3 separate regions of the Homo sapiens genome follow, and all the other regions are linked to region 1. A link is a contact called in ENCODE Hi-C or POLR2A ChIA-PET data. All regions are on one chromosome and are shown on one strand. The core of a region is the stretch at or near the end of the contact, and the rest is flanking DNA. Distances in the headings are between cores, read along the strand shown. Region 1 overlaps ABI3BP (ABI family member 3 binding protein). Region 2 overlaps ABI3BP (ABI family member 3 binding protein). Region 3 holds the start of ABI3BP (ABI family member 3 binding protein).

Region 1 (3,626 bases), core at 292-2,791:
AAGAGATTACCAGACAGAGAGACGATTGTCATACAAAGCAATGCTTTACATTTCTTGAATTTTGAGGGAGTGGATATTATTCTCTAGGCAAAGGTTTATGGAGAAGGTGAGACTTCAGCTTAGCTTTGAAAATAAGAGTCAAATAAAAGGCAGGACTTGAAAGAATGTTCCAGGTAAAAAATAGTAGTAGCAAGAAGCTCATGTTGAACTGCAAACCCTGAACAAAATTAAAAAAAGCAAATAGACCAGTTTGATTAAAAAGAAAGGATCATGCTCATAGATACTTGGAAACTCGGAGTTGGGAGAAACTTAAAATTAATTGTAACTATTCTCCCTCCCTCTTGGGGCCAGACTGTAGATTAGCTCTTAGGATGAACTGTCTTTCTCACTCCCAAACACTAGTACGTGTAACAAAGGTCCAGATACAGTGACCTCTAGGCATTATATTTCTGGTGCGCATCAGAACATCTCCTCTCAAACACAGCATTTAGAAATATACATGAGATATTTACCTTTTAATTATTATTAATTTCTTTTAATTATTTAGAAATAATTCAATGGTCATATGAAAGACTTATTGCTATTTTCTAATGTGGCATAATAACCCAAAACTTGGAATCAGCAATACAAACAGGAAGCATTAACTTCAGACCAAAAAGATAACAACTCCAATTTTTTCTTTTGGTAAAATTATAAACAAGGACAAAGAAGGCTGGGAATCATGAAATCTTGGAATTACCCTTTGGATAGAATTTCACTGGCTCACTATCAGTCACGAAATCCCTTCTAATCAATTTAAGGCTTATTTTCACGTACATGCCCTTCCTTCAGTACATTTATTTTTAAAATAGCCGTTCTCTGGCAGCCTTTCCTCATTCCTTATCCATTTCCTCTATCCTTTGCTGTTATAATTTATTTAAATAAATAAAGTAGCAATAAACTGACTATGTTAAGAATGACAGGTACTTTACAATATAAGTCTCAGCCATGCCCTTCAAAAACAGGTGGAATGAGACCAACCTAGATCCAAATAGTTCCACAGACCTTTACATCACACATGGATGATCTTGGTAGATAATCTTAGTGTGAAAATCTTGTTTGAGTGCCAATGGATTAGTCCATCTGCATTATTACTAATGGGGTGGTGAACCCTTTTCCTCTACAATTCTGGGCCCCAACTAAGGCACCAGATAAACTGTCACATAAATCCACAAGACATAAAAGCATACATGGAAAATGCCTATTAGCAGCTCTCATAATTATCAAGAAATAGCATGTCACCACCAAGCCCAGGGCAAAAGTAAACGTGTTTATCATCCCTTTAATGTTTTAAATTTTGTCTTTTTTTTTTTTTTTTTTTTTTTTTACGAATCATAAAGCTCAACTGGCAAGAGATTGGGCAGGGAAAGTAAGACATGTCTCTTCTCATAAAGTCAGCAAAGGCATTCCATAACCACACGGAGCAGTCAGCACATGTGTCATCAGACAGAAGTGGAAGTTTTGATGTTGAGAATCCCAGCTGCATATTTCTAGCATGAAGGGCTTGCTGTCTGCTCAGTAAAAGAACAGACTGGATCCAAGAAAAGAACACGGTCCTGTCCCTGACAGAGATCCAAGTACAATACTCCATGCATGTCAGACGGGTGTCTCAATAGCATCATCAGAGCAGGGCAAGGCACAGGGCTGGGTGGACTTTTTAACAAGTGAAGATGAATACTTTCACAAATGACTGCTGATTCAGTTTCCCTTTACAACATGTTCATTGGGACTATTTTTTTGCCCTGTAAATGATATTGGATGATTTCCATGCATTTAGCAACTATTAAATATAGTGGCAGCCGTATTAGATGTTTGACTTATTTGTTTCTTTTCTTCATAAGATTTTAAATTAGACTATTCTCTGCCTGTATCCTCCATTGTTTGGATAATATTTTTATATCTCCCATTTCACAGATGTCTTCTAATTAGAATTCTACCATACAACAAGAAGTAATAGTATTAACAATACTTTACACGTGGAATCTTTTGCATCTATCTACAAATCTGCAAGGAAGGTTGGTATTTATTTCTCTTAAAATCATTATAAAAATCCAGTCACTCATTTATTTAACAAATATTTATTGAGCACCTAGAATATGCAAAGCTCTCTGCCATAAGCTGGAACAAAACAAACAGTGAATAAAACAAACAAAAAGCCATACTTTCATTGAGTTTACATTCTAGTGAGAAGAGATAAATAAATAAATAATAAGTAAAACATGTGGTATGTGAGGCCAGGCATGGGGGCTCACACTTGTAATCCCAGCATTTTGGGAGGCCAAGATGAGCAGATCACCTGAGGTCAGGAGTTCGAGACCAGCCTGCCCAACATAGTGAAACCCTGTCTCTACTAAAAATACAAAAATTAGCCTGGCACGGTGGCATGTACCTGTAATCCCAGCTACTTGGGAGGCTGAGGCAGGGAGAATTGCTTGAACCCGGGAAGTGGAGGTTGCAGTAAGCTGAGATCACACCACTGCACTCTAGCCTGGGCGACAGAGCAAGACTCAGACTCTGTCTCAAAAAAAAAAAAGAAAAACAACACACACACACACACACACACACACACACACACACACACACACACATATGGCATGTCAAATGATGGGGTAGATACCACTGCTGTTTCTTGATATCTGATTCCCCTATTATTCTGAGCACATGAAAATTATATGTCCCCATCTCTTGAAATTAGTCACAATCATGTAACTAATTCTCACCAGTAGGTTGTGCACAAAAGGGACATAAGCCACTTCCAGGTCAATTCGTTAAATTGTTGGTGCCAGACCCTCCAACTCTGTTCTTCCTGTCCTGCAAGGAAGCAATTGACCAGATGGAGCCTGGGTCTTGAGTGACTACAAAGAACAGAGGCCCTGGTAAACAAGTGATTGAGCAAAAAGTATATGTTTGTATGTTTTTAAGCCTTTGAGATTTGGGGGTTTGTTGTTGAGACACAATCAAGCCTAACCTAACGAGTACAGCTGGTGATAAATACTGAGGAGGAAAGTAAAGCAAGGAAACAGGAAGAGTCAAGGTGGGAAGGGGCACAATCTTTGATAGATAGAGGAGGAGGCTTCACTTTAGAATAAAGCCCTGAAGGAAGGGAAACAGATCATGATAATAATGGACCATTCAGATATTTGGAGGAAGAACATTCTAGGCTGAAGGAATACCCAGTGCAAAGACTCAGAGAAAGGAACATGCCTGGTTACTGTGGCTATAGGAAGATAAGCGAGGAGAAAACAGGAAGAGGTGAAGCTAGAGGTAACTGGGCTGGATGGATAGGGTCTTAGAGGACACTGACGGAGTTTGGCTTTTATTCTGTGATGGTAAGTTATTAGAGGTTTTTGAGCAGAGAAATGATTAAAATCTGATTTATATTTTTACAGAATTACTTTGGGTGCTATCTTGAGACTATTCTAAGAGCCAAAAACAGGGAAACTATTTAGGAAACTATAGCAATAATCCAAGTAAGAGATGGTGGTAGTTTCAATCAAGGTGGGAGATAATTTGAGTAAGAAAAATAGAGAAAGCATTTCTTGATAAAAGTTGAAAGCAGAGCTAAAAAATTTGTAGATGAATCAAAA
Region 2 (3,626 bases), core at 589-3,088, 56 kb before region 1:
CTGTACACTAATATTTATGCATTTTACTGTGTTTAAATTATACCTCAATAAATGTTTTTTATTCAAAAAGGAATAAGAAAACTTCTGAAATGTAAAAATCACTTTGAATGTATTTAAAATAGAAAACTTTAAAAATAAAATGCCTTGATTGAAGCTTGAAAATTTTGAATGCTTTTCTAGATGCAAGTTTCTGAGTTTTGAAGCTAATATAGTAAATATTTATAAGCAAACATCATTTTATAACCAACCTAGAAGTATGGTTCAGCATGTAGCACAGGGCCTAGTACATATCCATCCAATGCATCTAAATACATGCATCAAATGGTTGGATGGATAAATAGCAGTAGTTTAAAAATATACTTAGATTTTTCCCATTTGTTCTTCCAAAGAAAATGGTAGCTTCATTTCCAACTTGCTTTTCCTCTGCTTATATCTCTGCCTGTGTGTCTCTCCTCAGTTTTCTAAGCCAGTGATTCTCAAACTTCAGTGGGCATCAAAACCACCTGGAAGGCTTGTGAAAACACAAATGGCTGGGCCCCACCTTGAGAGTTTCTAACTCAGTGAGTCTGAGGGGGACCTGAGAATTTACCTTTTGACAAGTTCAAGACATGCTGATACTGCTTGCTTTGGGAACCACACTTTGAGAAGTATGATTTAAGAGCTTCAATTGTGAGATCAAAGATCCATCCTTTTCCAATCAACTTTCCAACTTTTAATTGTCTTTCCTAACTGCCTTTGGCCCCGCCTTCTGAGTTTCTAATTGCACTTATTACTGATACCACCCATTTGCTATTTGACTCATACTTCCTTGTATAATAGTTCATGATTTTTGAAAAAAATTACATGTATGTGTTTTCTATTCAGGTAGATAACCTTCTCAAGGGCAGGGCCCCTGACTTTGTTCCCCTCACACCTAGAACAGGCTGTACAGCTAAGAGGTGTTAAGTCAATGCTAACAGTCCTGATACTTACATATTCTTCTAAAGCATGTACAGATGCTATTAAAAGCAAATGCTAATATTACCTGTCATTGGGACAGTGACTTGGCAATGTCCAGTCATGGTGTGGGTTGATGAGGAAACCCCAGGACAGGAAGACCGAGCTCGGTGTCAGAGTGCCAACCACCAGCTGCAGAGGTTTGCGAGAACGAGTTTTACCTGTGGAGGTGGCATAGAGGTTAATAATTCAGGAGACATTTAGTAAGTTGCCATGATTCGGGTAAAATGCATTAAAGATGACTTGGCAAGATGATGCAAAATGTGAAAACATCAAGTTCCTTTCCTTTTCTATAGTCCACATTATTACTAATTTTTGCCCAGGAATTTAAATGTGAATCAAATACCTTTTTCAGATTTGTGTCTATGCATGTGTGCATATGCATATATGCATACACATGTATATGTATATTGTACATGTACACATATTAACAATATCCAGCTATACCTAGTTTTATTTTCTTGTGGGTCAGGGAAGGATATGGAGGTCTTAGCTGTGATGAGTGAAATAAACAAACACACATACACACACTTAATTTCTTTTACAGATAAAATGAAAGTATGTTTATTTTTTTCCCGGGACTGTGAATGAGTGTGAAATAACATCTAAGACAAGAAAATAAACCTTATTATCTAGATTGTAGGTTATAATCTTTTTTAACCTATTTAGAAGTGTAAAATCTCTTCATGTTATTGTAGTAAGTATATATTTTACAATGAGTATCTAAATGGAAAAGGCAAACACATTTTTTAACAATGATGGAAGAGTAGGGGTAACACAGGAAGCACAGTTGTTCTGATGGTGCCAACTGGATCTAAATAATGCCAAGAGTTATGCTAATAAATCACTGGAGATTGTGTTCAAGTACACAGAAGCAGGCACTTGCACTTTCAAAATTATCTGAAACTGCAGAAGTAGGGCAGCGAAAAACAGGAAGAACCTCAACCATGAAAACCAATGCTGACTCATTGAAAATAATTAGAGTAAATAAGATAAAAATCCGATAGAAAGCCTAATAAAACTACACAGAATATAAAACATACATACTCTGTATTGCTGTTGAATTCCCTCTTTTATTTCTTGAGACTATGAATGTTGTATTTGCTCTAGAAAGAACTTGTGCTGTCTAATGAAGTGGGAGCCAAATGGCAGAATGGCCTGCCACCTCTATTAAGGTAGGTAGGAGAGTGCCCCTTGCATGAGCCTATTGGTGGTCATCTGAATCAAATGCTCTTGAAAATTGTGTCAAGCTTGTTCCTTTTGTTAAATTTAAGTTCTGTAAGTTGTTATTCAAGCAAGAACCCTTCTTAGCACAGAATACACCTAACCTAGTGGTGGCAAATTGCCTCATTATAGGATAGTTGACTTTTAAAGATGTTTGAAATAAGTTTCAAAGATAGTTATCATTTACATGGTTGGAAACACGGGTTTATTCTTCTCTAACTTCTGCAGACCCAGCTGTAATTGTGCCTTATATGATGGTGATTTAAATTGTCATGTATGAGCTCCAATGAGGGCAGATTAGAATCTGCAGTGAAGGCAGGGAACACTTATAGTTTGAACAAGCCCTGGGATGATTGTGATCTTCCCTTTTCAATTCCTGAGTTGATTTTCACTAACGTGATGCAACGATCTCATTCACTTTGCAGATGAAAAATAAGGCACAGAGAAGTTTCAAGATTGTCCAAAGTCACATTAAGAGCAAAGTCAAAACTCAAGTCCTGGGTCTCCTCAATCACAATCTAGTTTTATTTTTATGATATCACTGTCTTGGCTCTCTATGTATAAAAATAATGCCATTTAGAGATGAAAGACATATTTTTCATGTAAGGAACCTAAGGCTTGTATGACCAAGGGAAACTAATGGTCTCCCAATTATTTGTATGACCAAATAACTATTTCACTAAGGTTGAATCTTAATATAAAAATAATTAAATAATTAAAATTTATGTGGCAGATACAAATATAGAATGAATGGAAGCTAATCCCTTAGTCATTACATTATTCCTAAATGCAGATAACAAAAACAAAATTATATCCGCTATCCAAAAAGAAAGGTGGGATGTTATATCCTGAGCAAGATGAAGCAATTTCCTGAGCTGGTCATAAAGTAAACAATAATTTCTAAGGCTAGTGTCATAGAATCCTCAAAATAAAATGAAGTTATAAAGTGCTAAGGCATGATCATTCTCTTGACATTCCTTACATAATTTTGTATATTTGTACTATGATCATATTTCTATCAAGAAACAGTTCAATGAGTATTCATCTGAAAACAGATTCCATGGAATCACACTGATGTTTCTTGAGTTTGTGGCTCAATATTTTTGAAGTACAGTCTTGAAATATTGAGAGTACATCTATTTTCAAGTGTGTGGAAAACTGTCTGGACAACTCTCACTAACAAGTTGTAAGGAGCGATTGGAATTTCCCTTTTGCTTTGGGATGATCTATGAGGCCAGGAAAAAGAATTAGTATTTTTCAAAATGCTTAACCATTCAATGCTGCTCTTAAAAGAAGTGGAAATCAGCAGAAAGAGGGGAGGGAATTGTGGCAACTAATTTCTGATTTAAGCTATTTAGTATAACTGAATAGCTGACTGTTCTTTCTCCCATTTTATTCCTCCAGAA
Region 3 (3,626 bases), core at 830-3,329, 38 kb after region 1:
TGACAGACAAACCCCTGTTAAGATATTATAGATCTTCTATGGAAAAGAGGATTCTTAGTCAAATGAGTGTGAGAAACAAAAAGTTGTACAGGTTTCTTTATTGAGAATGTGCAAACTGCTAACACTTATTGTGATTCCCCCCTTAAAGACTCCACAAGTTATTGACAGGAATCAGCTGCCCTTCCACCCTCACCCCAAACTCTACCCATTGTAGGACAAACAGTGCACCTATGCCTGGAGCACAGTTTGAAAAAGATGACTTCAGCTAAAAGGTCCTCAATAGCTTTCCAATAAAGAAAAAACATAATATTAAAAACAAGACTTGCCATTTCTTTTATCATTATTATAATTTGATGTTTTTTTCCAAATTACCAAAACTACAAATATTTTTTAAATAAACAACAAAAGTTTTGTGGCCATTTTCGACAACTATGTTTTTTTTTCTTTCCCATTATAAATAAAGAAAAATTGTGTCAAGAGATTTGTGTCTAGTGATTGCAACACGATAATTAAAGCACTGGGATTGTCCAGAAGTTTGCAGTAACAAAGTTGCACCTATATCATCCCTATGCAATGAATAAAAAGTAAAATAAAAGTCTTCTGTAGGTATTAAGACTGAGAAAACCCCCAGACTCTTCTCAAATGATATGTTACTGTTAAATATTCCATTAGTAGGTACAATTAACTCTGAATGCTTGTGGCTCATAATTGATTTATTTAAATCACAGTTTTATTGTGATCAAGGAGCAAAACTCTTGGTAGAAAAAGATCTAAGAGTGCTTGTTTTTTATTTTTCTTTAATTATTTGATCAGAGTTGAGAAAGTTTACTTAGTCTTTTTTATTGCTGTTCACATTATCGTGTGAAATATCAACTAGCCAACCGCTTCAGCCTTCACATGCTGGATTCAAGTTTCACTTTACCCACCGAGGAAAGAACAGTTTTCACTTGGGACAAGATGATCCTGGGGCAGACTACCCAGAGAGAGGACCTAGGGATGATCTTTTGGATATTCTGACACTAGCAACCTTTCTTTCTGACTTTAGGCACACCAGGTTCTTGACAAGCCTGCAGCTCTGCATTACTTCTGATGTTTTCCATCATGACTGTATGGTAAATTCCAGCCTGTTTTTCACAATCCTGCTGACTACAGCAGTCTGCAACCATAAAAAGCCTTCACAGACCTAGAGTTGGCTTAGAGAAGTGCCTCTGCAGAGAAACAAAAGTACATGCAACATTTATGTTCAGAGACAGGAGAGAGGCAACAGCCTCTTGTTTTGGTTTCTGATGGGCTCAAAGGGTTGTTTTTAGGGTCAAAATTTAGAAATTTTAATTTTCTTCTGATAACATTTGTAAACAAAATACCAACACTAAAATGAGAGCAATTTAGCCAAGAAAGGGGGGAGTGTCCTGTCCAACAGCTCAAGCCCTCTTCCAAACTCCACTGGAGGGACGTGTCTGCAAATCAGCACATGACCGTACTTTGGTCTGACCTGCCTAGACTCCCTCAGCTTCCTGGTCAACAGGTATGTTTGAGGTTCACACCAAAGATTCAAGGTTTCAGAACCAGCTTCTTTTGAATCTTAAGCTAGTACTGATTCAGTCTCTGGGGAGGAGGATAAAAACACCAAACAACTCTTTCTAACAGACTATAATATCCATTTACACAATATGATTCAATACACAAGCACTATAGTTAGAAAGTATACAGTTCAAGCTCTGATGAACAGCTGCTCAATGTAATAAGTTTGTTTTCATTTTTGCAATAAAGAGCTGTAATTGAAAAGTAAATAACAGGAGGGGAAAGTAAAAGTTTAAGAGACCCCTTCACACATTTGAACTTTGAATCTCTGCAGAATAACTCTATTCCCCCCGTATGGTAAAGCAGATCATATTTAAAATCAACATTTAAAAACATCTATATCTTAATATTATTTTTAAAACATAAAACATCAGGCTACTTGCCTTTTGGCAATTTCTGTGCATTTCCCAGGGCTAGTGTAATACTTCCACAGAGAAGTAGACACCCCAAACTGGAGAGCATGTTGCATTTGCCACCTCGCATGGGGAATGATGCTGGTGGGTGCCTCGCAACCCTGGAGCTGCATTTAAGTGGACTGTCTCCCAGTGACAGAGGCGGGCGGCTGCACTTAGCTGTGCCGTGGGCTTACTCACAGGGGGTGGAGACAAGATGACATCACACCCTTTCCCACACACACCAAAAAAAAAAAAAAAAAAGCACAACAGCAAAAACATATCATCACATTTCTTTCTTTCTGCTAAGTTGTAACTGTGTCTCTTCCTTCTGTGATATAAAAATTCAAATTATGGCAGATCTGTATTTGTGAAAGAAGAAGTATTTAGGCAGTTTTGAAACATTTGATAAACTATTTTAAAGAATCCAGAAACAATGTACTAAAAGCTATCAAAATGTTAAAAATATAAAATAAAACCTTATTAAGAAGGAAACTTTTTAATTATCCAGTAAACCAACCCAATTCTTTTAAATGGGAGTAAACTCATAAAGATATATTTTGAGCCATTCTGTAGTTCCTGTATTATGAGAAACATTTAAGAGTAAGTCTTTGGCTACAAAGCTATACATTACGTTATAATATATATGTGTATACACATATATTCAACAGATGTAGATGTAGAGACGTAGAGAGAGCACTATTACTATGTGAGCCTCAACTGTGGACTGAGTTCTGTAATCGAGTCTTTACCTACTTTACTGTATTTTAATCTTCCCAGTGCCTCTGCAGGAGATATGGCATTATCCCCATTTTGCCATTAAGAAAAGCTGAGGAAAAAAGGTTAAGTGTCCTGACAATGCTAGTATATTCTACTGCTTAATAACGGATGCCACTTACTAATGAATTGTCCTTGAGCAAACTTCATCTCTATATTATCAATATTGATGACATTTAAATGCTTGCTCCGTGTTAGGCACTGATCGAATCAGTTTACACATGTTAAGACATTTATTCCTCAAAACGGTCTATGAGGCAGGCATTGTCATCATCCCCATTTTACAGATAGATAAACTGGGCACAGAGAGGTCAAGTGAAAGTCCAAGGTCACAGTGTTGGCATTTTAAGCAGCCCATTTAACTATAGTGCTTCCAGTCTTAATTACTACATTTTAGATTCTAAAATAAAGATGACAGTATCAATTTCTTACATTTGCTAGCAGTTTTTCGAAAGTAGTTGCCATAGAGCCTGACACACAGGAAACATTTACTAAATGGCAGTCACTGGAAACAATAATAATGAAAATGATAAGCCCCCAGTTAAGTAGAACTATAATTCTAACCTGGGCATATTTACCTCTGAAGTCCACATGTGTATCCTTTCCCCCTACATCACTTTGGTCAAAATATATAGACGCATGGGTGGAATGGCTGGGTTAATAAAGCACTTTAAACCTTGTTGGTATATTTATACTGACTCTTTGAAAATCGCTTACCTCATTGGGGTGCTGTAGCTGAACCAAAAACAGTAAGAGAAAAATTAAATAACACTGGTCAAATGAAATTCTAGTTAGAAAACTTATCAAAAAGAAAAAAGAAGAAAAAATGGAAGAGACAGCCCCGTCTTCCAAATAAAGTGTGAGAAGGCACCTTGT

Evidence for each region. A loop is a pair of places that touch in the nucleus more often than their neighbours do. ChIA-PET counts read pairs that join two places held with the same protein, here RNA polymerase II (POLR2A). Pooled maps may share reads with other maps.
Region 2: a pooled map shows a loop between it and region 1 (6-fold over the local background). The contact joins two enhancer-like sites. A Hi-C loop is called at or near these places in 4 of 50 pooled maps. POLR2A ChIA-PET finds 5 or more read pairs at or near these places in 2 of 52 experiments (GM12878 and activated T-cell).
Region 3: a loop to region 1 is called in a map of ascending aorta, with 1.9 times the contacts of the local background. The contact joins the promoter of ABI3BP here to the enhancer-like site in region 1. A Hi-C loop is called at or near these places in 1 of 168 maps with a recorded cell type or tissue (ascending aorta) and 3 of 50 pooled maps. POLR2A ChIA-PET finds 5 or more read pairs at or near these places in 3 of 52 experiments (MCF 10A, PC-9 and activated CD4-positive, alpha-beta T cell).

What each region holds. Positions count from the first base shown.
Region 1 is chr3:100,953,635-100,957,260 of GRCh38, forward strand. The region is part of intron 1 of ABI3BP (ABI family member 3 binding protein); the gene reads right to left. Among named protein-coding and RNA genes, the nearest start is that of ABI3BP, 38 kb to the right of the region's middle. Within about 2 kb of position 1,542, at least 4 of the 41 ENCODE cell types and tissues checked have a DNase peak (open chromatin) inside an H3K27ac peak, as active enhancers do; they include ascending aorta, where a contact is called at or near this core.
Region 2 is chr3:100,897,738-100,901,363 of GRCh38, forward strand. ABI3BP (ABI family member 3 binding protein) reads right to left here. Exons shown (of 68, transcript NM_001375547.2): 4 at 1,025-1,157. Among named protein-coding and RNA genes, the nearest start is that of ABI3BP, 94 kb to the right of the region's middle. Within about 2 kb of position 1,839, at least 3 of the 41 ENCODE cell types and tissues checked have a DNase peak (open chromatin) inside an H3K27ac peak, as active enhancers do.
Region 3 is chr3:100,991,342-100,994,967 of GRCh38, forward strand. It overlaps ABI3BP (ABI family member 3 binding protein), which reads right to left and starts at 2,080. Exons shown (of 68, transcript NM_001375547.2): 1 at 1,965-2,080. The coding sequence starts at 2,043.